Linked DNA regions of Homo sapiens: all the other regions are linked to region 1. Evidence: chromatin contacts called from ENCODE Hi-C or POLR2A ChIA-PET data. All regions are on one chromosome and are shown on one strand. Each heading gives the region's core, a stretch centred on a gene start or an enhancer-like site at or near the end of the contact. The rest is flanking DNA. Distances are from core to core; before and after follow the strand shown.

What was found. Hi-C counts contacts between places; a loop is a spot of excess contacts on that map. ChIA-PET counts read pairs that join two places held with the same protein, here RNA polymerase II (POLR2A). Pooled maps may share reads with other maps.
Region 2: a loop to region 1 is called in a map of IMR-90, with 4 times the contacts of the local background. The contact joins two enhancer-like sites. A Hi-C loop is called at or near these places in 1 of 168 maps with a recorded cell type or tissue (IMR-90), 7 of 37 single-sample maps with no recorded cell type and 13 of 50 pooled maps.
Region 3: a map of mesothelial cell of epicardium shows a loop between it and region 1 (10-fold over the local background). The contact joins two enhancer-like sites. A Hi-C loop is called at or near these places in 9 of 168 maps with a recorded cell type or tissue (CD4-positive, alpha-beta T cell, CD4-positive, alpha-beta memory T cell, CD8-positive, alpha-beta T cell and 6 more), 3 of 37 single-sample maps with no recorded cell type and 10 of 50 pooled maps. POLR2A ChIA-PET finds 5 or more read pairs at or near these places in 3 of 52 experiments (CD4-positive, alpha-beta T cell, H1 and WTC11).

Annotation. Positions count from the first base shown.
Region 1 is chr10:13,787,577-13,790,980 of GRCh38, forward strand. All of the region lies in intron 5 of FRMD4A (FERM domain containing 4A), which reads right to left. Among named protein-coding and RNA genes, the nearest start is that of FRMD4A-AS2, 200 kb to the right of the region's middle. RefSeq lists an enhancer at 733-1,323. Within about 2 kb of position 1,260, at least 25 of the 41 ENCODE cell types and tissues checked have a DNase peak (open chromatin) inside an H3K27ac peak, as active enhancers do; they include dorsolateral prefrontal cortex and tibial artery, where a contact is called at or near this core.
Region 2 is chr10:14,395,244-14,398,629 of GRCh38, forward strand. No RefSeq gene overlaps it. Among named protein-coding and RNA genes, the nearest start is that of MIR4293, 14 kb to the left of the region's middle. Within about 2 kb of position 1,953, at least 5 of the 41 ENCODE cell types and tissues checked have a DNase peak (open chromatin) inside an H3K27ac peak, as active enhancers do.
Region 3 is chr10:14,496,792-14,500,393 of GRCh38, forward strand. No RefSeq gene overlaps it. Among named protein-coding and RNA genes, the nearest start is that of MIR1265, 62 kb to the left of the region's middle. Within about 2 kb of position 2,305, at least 7 of the 41 ENCODE cell types and tissues checked have a DNase peak (open chromatin) inside an H3K27ac peak, as active enhancers do; they include dorsolateral prefrontal cortex and tibial artery, where a contact is called at or near this core.

The sequences.
Region 1 (3,404 bases), core at 10-2,509:
AAGCCTCCCAGATAGCTGGGACTACAGATATAAGCCACCATGCTGACTAATTTTTTATTTTCTGTCGAGATGGGGTCTCACTATGTTGCCCAGGCTGGTCTTGAACTCCTGAGCTCAAGTAATTATCCTACCCTGACCTCCCAAAGTACTCAGGTTACAGGCCAGCCTCTTCTTCTTTTTTTTTTTTAATCCAGTTTTTGGCTGGGCATAGTTTTTGGCCGGGCATAGTTTTTGGCCGGGCATGCCTGTAATCCCAGCACTTTGGGAGGCCGAGGCAGGCAGATCTGTCTCAAAAAAAAAGAAAAAAAAAAAAAGTGGCTTCTTTTTCTGATTTTCAGGAGAGCCTCAGCAGTAGGTGGCAATGTTGCATTTCCTTAACTACCAGCATGGAGCAGGGAGTGCTTCCAGGGTTCACAAAGAACATTCCAGGTCTCTGGGTAACCAGGGAAATAAATGAAGGCTATGTCTCGGATTCAGAGGGTCTGCATGGACAGTTCCGAGTCTGGCTGTGTATTGACCATGGCTTTATGATGCTTGGATGTCTGTGACCTTGCTGGGCCTGGAGGGACTGCTGGTGCCAGGGTTAGCCAATTTCCAGACCCCAAGACTTCCACATGTCACCATGGATCCAGGGTCCACCCCTCCCACCACCTCTCGGCTCTCACACCCAGGGCCACTATTTCCCTGCCCTCACCACCCTAGGGACACGTACCAGACAACTAGGGGGCAGCCCCCATGCTGCAGAGCCCGCTGAAATTATTTAAACTAGCCAATCCCAAGCCTGCTCTCCCAGCCTTGCCCGTTCCTCCCCAAAGAAACCACAAAAAATGCTCTTGCCCAATTGTTTCCCGGCTCCCCAATGCCTCCCACATGGCCCTGCGTGGCATGGTGTGGCCCCTTCTCCCAGGAACTGAGTGACAATCTTTTCAATGTCTGTCCTCTCCTCATCTGCTGGCCTCACCACAGCTGAATCATAATCAGACCTACATTTTAAACGGGTTTTGGGGGCACACTTAGCAGGACTGAATCTTAGGGCATCTATTTGAGTCTAAAGGAACACTCTAGATGGAGCGCAGACCTTGCTAAGAGGTTTCCTGACTCCACAAGCAACAGCCCACCCAAACTAGCTCAGATGATCCCGACCCGAGAATATTTTATCAGAGAGTCTGAAGGAGAACGAAATAGGTGCTCTGTGTTTATGTGTTTGAGCTTATTAAATATTAAACAGCCTCTAAAGCCTCGGGGAGTCCCGTCCCCTTCTTTGACAAGTGAAAGCCTCTGGTTGCAATAGACTGAACACTGCCTAGTCAGATGGCAAGGGCCCAGCCAGATGACATCAGCCAGGTCTCCTCCTCCATTCTCCCTGCTCTCCCTTTCCCTTCCCCATCCAGCCCTGGGCACTTGGGAATCACTGAATATTTACAGCAAGTGTTAATTAAATGGACCAGTGATTTCATTTTGTAATGAACACAAATGTCACATTTAAAATGCCTACTCTTGGTGGCAAATAAGAGCCATGATAATGAAAGCAATAAGCTGTGAGTTTCTGCAGCCAAGCCTCTGATGCTTAGAATCTCAATGCCTCTAAAATCTTAACTGGGACACCTAGCTGAAATATAGCAAGTTCTGGTTAGCAGGAACCTCATTTTAGATCCATGCCATCATTGTTATTGCGAGTGACAGGAAGTAGCAGCTGCTGTCTCCATCAGCCAGGGAAGATACCAAGAATCCGGCCTGTGGACTTGGCTGTAAAATCCTTCCTCCCCGATCGGACTTCTCCTCTCTTATTTTTTTGCTGCTTGCTTCAGTTTATTGTCTGTGAAACTCAAATTCTGAAGAGGCAAATCTAATCTCTGTTTATTTTCTTACAAGGAGTTGAGATGATCAGAACTACAGGACACTTGGTAGAAGAAAATGTAATTAAAGAATAATCCAGACATGTAGGCTTCATTCTGAGCACAAAGTTGTGCCTATGAAAAGACCACACACACACACACACACACACACACACACATGACGCAGACTTCCTTGGGTTGTGTATATTTTCCTTATATTTTTTTCTTGACCTATTTCTAAAGCTTGCCTGGTGAACAATATCAGAGAGACATTGTTCCCAAGCCTTATAGCACTAAACAATGGTTTGCAGTTCAAGGTGCTCTTGGTCATATATTGACCGCTGCTGGCTGCTTATAATGTGTGTGTGTGTGTGTGTGTGTGTGTGTGTGTGTTGTGTGGTGAGGGGAGTGGGAAGAGGTGAGGCTGGACAGTTAAGCAGAAGTCACATCATGCAAGTCACGCTAAAGATGTCCTTTTCTGAGGATAATGGGAAGCTGGAAAAAAATTATGAGCAAGGATCAGATGAGAATTCTAGAAAGATGCTCAGTGTCTTCATATAGGGGAGTTTGGAAGGGGTCAAGGCCAGACGCAGAGATGAACAAGGAGATCTTGAGTCCAGGAGAGGTTTATGGAAGCCCTAATTACTATTAGGCTGTGTATGGAGAGTAAGAGATGGATAGGGAGCTGTTTAAGATGCAGGAATAACAGCGAGTAGTGACTGAGGGAACAGGAGGAGGCAAGCGGGAGGGAGCGGTGAGGTCAAGGTTGACTCCCAAGTCTCTGGTTTTGGGGGCTGCAGGGGTGATGGTGCCCATCACAAAGACAAGGAGGTGACAACGAAAGGGGAGCACATTTGGATGCAGAAAGACGACGACATCATTAGATTCCAGCTGCATCTGTGAGGAAATGCCAGTCAGTGGAGATGGCCTGGAGCTCGGGAGAGAGGTCAGGACTGGGGCAGAGGACGGAGAGTCTCCAGCAAAGAGACTGCAGTGGCAGCTGTGGATGGGGGTGAAATCACACCAGGGGAAGGTGCAGGGAGAGAAGACAAGCAAGACACGACCTCGTGGACACCAGGGCTCAAGGGACAGCAGAGCAGAGCAGGGAACCTGCCCCGAGCCAGGGACAGAGGGGACAAAGAGGAGGTGGCCCAGGAGAGTGTAGTGCCACAGAGCCGGGGGAACTGAAAGGGAGCATGTTCGAATGAGCCCAGAGCCACAGAAGCCACATGGGAGCAGGGCAGAAGCACGCCTGTGGAGCTAGGGGCGAGAGACCTCCAGTGACCAGGGGGTACGATGGCACCAGAAGCTGGACGACCACAGAATGAGGAACGAGAGGCCTGTGGGGAGGGGGTGACAGCAAGTGCAGACCCATCTCTCGGCGGTTGCTGTGAGCAGAGCAGAAGGGGTAGCAGAGGGCACTGGCTGGAGGAGGCTGTGCATCACAGAGGACGTTTTCTTCAGTTAGATTGGGACGTGGTCACAAAGGGGAGGAATCCATGGAGGAGAAGATAGAGAAAAAGAGAGGAAAGGCTCGAGGGAGAAGCTCTGTGAGGTGACAGAAGGGAC
Region 2 (3,386 bases), core at 703-3,202, 610 kb after region 1:
GTTGTCCAGGCTGAAGGGCAGTGTTGAGATCTCAGCTCATTGCAACCTCTGCCTCCCAGGTTCAAGCCATTCTCGTGCCTCAGCCTCCTGAGTAGCTGGGATTACAGGCACGTGGCACCACTCCCGGATCAGTTTTGTATTTTTAGTAGAAATGAAGTTTCACCATGTTGGCCAGGCTGGCCTCAAACTCCTGACCTCAAGTGATCCACCCACCTTTGCCTCCCGAAGTGTTAGGATTAGAGCGTGAGCTACTGCACCCAACCACTTTGAGTTCTTGAACTCATTTTACAAACAAAGTTTATTTTATTTCAAGATTTGACCCTATCAAAGCCATTATAACCTTATTTTTTCTAGTTTTTACTAAGACTACTATAATATGATTCTAAGTTTATCATTTTTTATTTTCACAGGGGTCAACCAATCTTAATTTGGGAAAATAAAGGAAACACAGTAATATTTATACTCCAAGGGCTATAGGACTATTTATGGCTCTTATTTTTAATATAGGTACAATATTGTCTTTTTAATGACTTAACCCTCTTAGCATGACTTTGTGGAAAGCTCTTGTATTTTCATATGGTGTTATGAGAGCTGAGACAAGGGACCGTGGACTATGAAATGCTTTGTTGGAATGGGAGGAGTAGGGAGAGGGCGAATGTATTAGGCTATGCGTTTAACATGCCCCTGGACCTTACTCAATGCACTGCTGTGCTATAAGGTACAGGCTGGGTTGTTCCCTGTCTCTCTATGAGAGCAGAATTCTAAACATGACTTTGTTCCTATCACTATTAGGTTGGTGCCATTACTTCTAGTGGCAAAAACTGCAATTACTTTTGCACCAACCTAATATCATCTACGATGTCTAGATTTTCCATCATTCTGTTCCTTAACAGTGCCATGCCTAGGAAAATGGGTACAGTGAGCCCCCCTTTCTTTACTCTCCCCATCTCTGACAGCCCCACAGCCCCTCTCCTGATTCATCCCACCAATTGTTCAGTGCCTTATTCTTTCACTTTTTTTTTTTTTTTTTTTTTTTTTTTTTTGAGACTGAGCCTTGCTTGCTCTGTCACGCAGGCTGGAGTGCAATGGCATGATCTCGGCTCACTGCAATCTCCGCTTCCTGGGTTCAAGCAATTCTCCCTCTCTCAGCCTCCCAAGTAGCTGCATTTACAGGTGCCTGCCATCATGCCTGGCTAATTTTTGTATTTTTAGTAGTGTTGGAGTTTCACTGTGTTGGCCAGGCTGGTCTCAAACTCCTGACCTCAGGTGATCCGCCCTCCTCGGCCTCCCAAAGCGCTGGAATTACAGGAATGTACGCAGCCCTTTCTTTCACTTTTTGAGCTCTCCAACAAAATCTAACCTCAGGAAGTGATCTGACAAACTCATGCACATTTAGGCATTTATGTCTGAAAAGAGACCAATTGGCGACCCCTTCCAGGAACACCTGCTTGCCAATAAAATAACACGTTTAAGCCAGAAGAATTATTTTCTGTTGGCAAAATTTCAGGACTCATTGACCTAGTGGCCATGAGGGGAATCACACTTTAGGAGGCCCCATATTCTACGGCCTTTCTGTTGAATGCCTGGTATCCATTTCCCCCACCACTCCAGGTCACAGTTTTATTAGTTGTTTCTGCTCTGAAATTCCCTCTCTGATCCAGAGCACACCAACTTCTGGTATCATAAGAAGAATAGGGTGTAAAAGTCAGCTCCAAACATTTCTGGGACTCTAATTACAGTACAGTCAGGCCCAGAACTGATGGTATCCATGGTCCATCTAATTCTGGAAAGGAGTTAAAGGCCTGGGTCTGGGGGAAATTGTGACTGTAAAAAGAAAAGCATCAGAAGCTCACAAAATGCGATTGTCATCTTAAAGGTTAGGGGCCAAATAAATTAAGACATCTCATGGGGAGTTGTAATCCCCGTCAATATGACAGTGATTAAAAAAATGGCTGCTACTAACCACATGCAGCGTGGTTTAAATCTGACTCATCTGCTAGGCATCCCATCCTAATCAAAAGCTATTCAGGGGCTGGAAGGCAACCATCAAGCTCCAGCAGCAACGTGCCAGGGCCCACAGCTGCACAGCTGAAAATGTCACGCCAGGGGCTGGCTGCCTCCCTTGCCCTGAACATTGCATCCCGCCTGCTGAGTGGGGGCTGGCGGAGCGGCCCAGCCAGCTGTGTCTGATGTCGCAGTTGTCCATGGGTTTCACCTTCCTTTTTCCTTGACCCATGGAGTTTGGGGAAAAAAAAAAAAAAAAAAAAAGCTGCAAAGTCAAACAATGAAGAGACCAGAGAATTGAAGTCCATTTCCTTCCCAAACCAAATAATGTCCTCTCCTGCAGGGATTCTAGCAAACCTTCTGGTTCATTTTTCTCAAGGTGTGCAATTGAACCTTCTTTTCTCTATCTAAGGCATTAAGTCAAGGTTGCTCTGTTTATTAGTACTCGGAAGCAGGTACTATAAAGAAGAGAAAATCAGTGGTGAAACAAAGGGAGTATATTTAATTTTTAAAATTTTAAAACAAACCATCTTTGAGGGCAATTGCATTCCTTAAGAACATGGGAATTCAAAGTGGCCCCTAGCCTCTGCATGTCTAGAATTTCATAATTAGGAAAGGGGGGTTCTGAAGAAAGCATCAATGATGTATTGAGCACCTAGCATGCCCAAGAGACCAGCGCAGGTCTTACGTCTATAAACAGAGACTTGAGGTGCCCTGAGATTTACTCAAAATCACAGAGTTAATCACTTGTATCACTAGGTTTACAACCTAGGTTCTCTTACTCTCTTTTCAGGATTTTCTACCATATCACGTTGGCTTTTCCAAGAATTTTTAGATCTGGCAAAAAGGAAAAGAAATACAAAAAAATAAAAACTAATGCATAGTATTACATAAAATATGCCTCGTGGTCTCAGAAAGACATACTTCGGGTGTTCGTACTTATTTGTGGAAACTTCAAATTAAAACAGTTGAACTCATGGAGATAGAGAGAATGATGGTTACCAGAGGCTGGGAAGGTTAGTGAGGTGGTGGGATAGTAGGTGGAGCATGGTTAATAGGTACAAATAAATAGTTAGAAATAATGAGTAATATCTAGTATTTGATAGAACAATAGGGTAACTATAGTCAATATGAATTTAATTGTACTTTTTTTTTTTTTGAGACAGAGTCTCACTCTGTTGTCACGCTGGAGTGCAGTGGTGCAATCTCAGCTCACTGCAACCTGTGCCTCCTGGTTCAAGCAATTCTCATACCTCAGCCTCCCGAGTAGCTGGGACTACAAGTCCCCGCCACCATGCCCAGCTAATTTTTTTTGTATTTTTAGTAGAGACAGGGTTTCACCATGTTGGCCGGGATGGTCTTGACCTCCTGACCTCATGATC
Region 3 (3,602 bases), core at 1,055-3,554, 710 kb after region 1:
ATCCATGATAGACTGGATAAAGAAAATGCAGTACATATACACCATGGAATACTATGCAGCCATAGAAAGGAATGAGATCATGTCTTTTGCAGGGACATGGATGAAGCTGGAAGCCATTATCCTCAGCAAACTAACGCAGGAACAGAAAACCAAACACCGCTTGTTCTCACTTTTAAGTGGGCACTGAACAATGAGAACACATGGACAGTGAGAGGAACAACACACACTGGGGCCTGTCGGGGGAGGCTGGGGAGGGGAGAGCATTCAGAAAAATAGCTAATGCATGCTGGGCTTAATACCTAGGTGATGGATTGATAGGTGCAGCAAACCATCGTGGCATGTGTTTACCTATGTAGCTACACATCCTCCACATGTATCCCAGAATTTAAAATTAAATTGAATTTAAAATTAAATTATATTAAAAAGAAAAGGCAGAAGCAATTATTAGTTAGCAGAGAAAGTGGCCTAAAATCACAAAGAAGAAAACGCTTGTGCATAAATGAATACTTCATACTCTAAATCTGTTTACATTTTATGAAGAACTTTTCAAAGGATCTGCTGGCTCATGTTTCTCTGATGTTTTATAGTTTACAGAGCAGTTTCTCCTGTGCTGTTTCATTTACTACAATTCAGCAAACCTTTATTTAGTTGAGACGGCTGCAGCTGTTTACCAAGGCCCTTGCCATGTGTGCAGGGAGACAAACATGTATACAACCTCTATCGTGCCTGACAGGCATGACACTTTCGAATGAGGCTTCCAGCACTGGCAGTGGGAAAGCAGTTGCACCACGTGGGTGTCAGGAGCAGTCTCACGGGCAGGATGCTTGAGTCAGCTCATCTGCAATTGGTGAGATTTCACCAGGAGGCCATGAAAAGGCCGACCCACCAGATGCGAAGGGAGGGAAGGTGCTGCATTGCCCGGGAGGAAGCAGCATGGCAGTGTGGCCGAGTGGGTAAAGGCGCGGGCTCCATAGTCAGAGACCTGGGTTTCAGTTCCAGGCTGCTATTTTTTTTTTTTTTTTTTTTTTTGAGACGGAGTCTCGCTCTGTCGCCCAGGCTGGAGTGCAGTGGCGCGATCCCGGCTCACTGCAAGCTCCAAATTCCGGGCTGCTATGTACTAGTTGTGTGACCTTAGACATATTCCTTTACTTCTCTCTGCCTCAGTTTCCCTGTAGATAAATGGGGGAGGGGTAATAACACAACATCACTCTTAAGATGAATATGCAAATTGATCTATAAAGCACTGAGCAAAATACTTGGCACATGGTAAATGTTACCTGTTGTTGTATCAGAAAACCATAAGTAGCTTGAGGAAGCTGGCTGGCGTGATTGGTACCGTAGCTTCCATGACAGAGCAATTGAACCTTATGGTATTGACAAGGAAGAAAGTTTCTCTGCAAGTTGGTAAGAGGCTCAGATTTGTGTTTTAGGAAAGAACTGGCCTATTATGAAAGGAGAGCGATTGGAAGCAAGGAATGGAGGAGGTGGGACTTCTATTAGTCACTGTGAGAAATGGCTTCATGCTTTGTCCATTGTGTGTGTGTGTTCATGCAAGTGCACGGGTGTGTGTGAGTGTGTGATTTCTATTTTCCCCATAGAATGTCATCTCCCCCATGGCAGGAGCCCTGGCTTCCTTACACTCCCAGGGCTCCTGCGCCTGGTACCCATGTGCTGGATGAATGAATGTGTGAAACTGCAATTCTCGCAATACTTGACCGTGGGCAGGAGCGGGACGGCGAGTAGGTTTTACAGATGAGGAAAACCACACCAGGAGTCTCCATGACTTCCTCACTGCCCTCACAGTAAGAGGCAGCACTGGGCCTAGAAAAGGGGACTTTTTACTCTTTGTGCCTGAACCTATCATATCAAACTGAGAGGTGTAATCATAATGCTTACTGCTCATGATTTGAACTAGTTCACCTCAGACCAAGAACAGAATATTAGAACTCAATAAATTAATAAACAAATTATAATTATTGTTTTTATAGCGATGGAATGGAGTCTCACTATGTTGCCCAGACTGGTCTCAAATTCCTGGGCTCAAGCCATCCTCCCACCTCAGCCTCCCAAAGTGCTTGAATTATAGGTGTGAGCCAACACGCTTAGCTAACTTTTTAAATTTTTTGTAGAGATGGGAAGGGAGTGGGGGGGGTCTTGCTATGTTCTCCAGGCTGGTCTCGAACTTCTGGCCTCAAGCAACCCTCCCGCCTTAGCCTCCCAAAGTGCTGGGATTACAGGCATGAGCCACTGTGCCCAGCCTATGAATTGCGATTCTAATTTTAAAAACTAAGACGTTCTGCTGGTGCACACTAGATGGCAGCAACGCGCATCATTTTAAGGACGGTGAAAGTAGCGGCCGCATCCCTTGGTAGGGTCTGTATAGCCCTGGCCCTCGGCTAGGGCTGGGTTTTATTATTTCATGTAAGCTTCCCAACCTCTCAGTATTGCAGATACTTAGCAGAAAGGATTAAGTCCCGAGTTGCCGAAGCCTAACGTCACCAACCTTGCTATTGCCAAGAGCAGGCATGGAAAGGTTTTCCTTCCTCTCTGGAGGCCAGCAATTGACTATCTTGCCCAGTCATAAAAGAAGACACTTAGGAGAAGCCTTGATTCCTAGAAACGGCTGAATTAGGCGTTCTTGCTGCAGGGACAAAGGCTTCCTCCGGGCCTTAGAACGGGCCGAGAAAACCTACCATCTGCCTTCCTCGCCGGGAAGGCACCTTGACTTTGGCTGGGCTGGGCCAGCCCTGGACACACTGATGACAAGCGACGCCTGCCAGTGCCCAGCTCCCTCTTTCCAGGCCCTGTCATTTAATGGCAAATATTTATTGAGGGCCTACTATGCGCCAGGCCTTATGTCCCAGCCTCCAACCCCACATGCTTCACCCCCACACTGTCTGTCACTGACCATCCTCCTGTCCCAGGCTCCTCATGGCTCCTGACTGGCTTCCCCACCGCCTGGTCCCACTTCTCCGTTGCCAAGCCAAAAGGGGTTGTCCCAGCTGTACCCAATGCTTGAGGATGTATTAAGGTATCTCTGCCAGGTAGAAAAGGGTAAATGCGTTGTCTTTCCCCAGACAACAGCATGTTGAAATTTTACCGCTACACAGTGGTTGGGACTTTAAAGGTTAATGCAGGGCTGGGCGCAGTGGCTTATGCCTGTAATCCCAGCACTTTGGGAGGCCCAGGGGGGTGGATCACCTGAGGTCAGAAGTTTGAGACCAGCCTGGCCAATAAGGTGAAACCCCGTATCTACTAAAAATACAAAAATTAGCCAGGCATGGTGGCATGGTGGCACATGCCTGTAATCCCAGCTACTTGGGAGGCTGAGGCAGGAGAATCGCTTGAACCTGGGAGGCAGAGGTTGCAGTGAGCTGAGATCGTGCCATTGCACTCCAGCCTGGGCAACAAGAGTGAAACTCCGTCTCAAAAAAAAAAAAAGGTTAACACGGTAGGATTTTAGAAGAGGCATTTGAGGGCAGCTGGACGTTATGGCTTCAAATCATACCACGTGGTGAGGGGTTGTATCTAGGATGGCCCTGGCCCTGCACGTTGGGTGTGTGAGCAACACTGCAGCCACTCTGCCCCACCCCAGAGCCTGT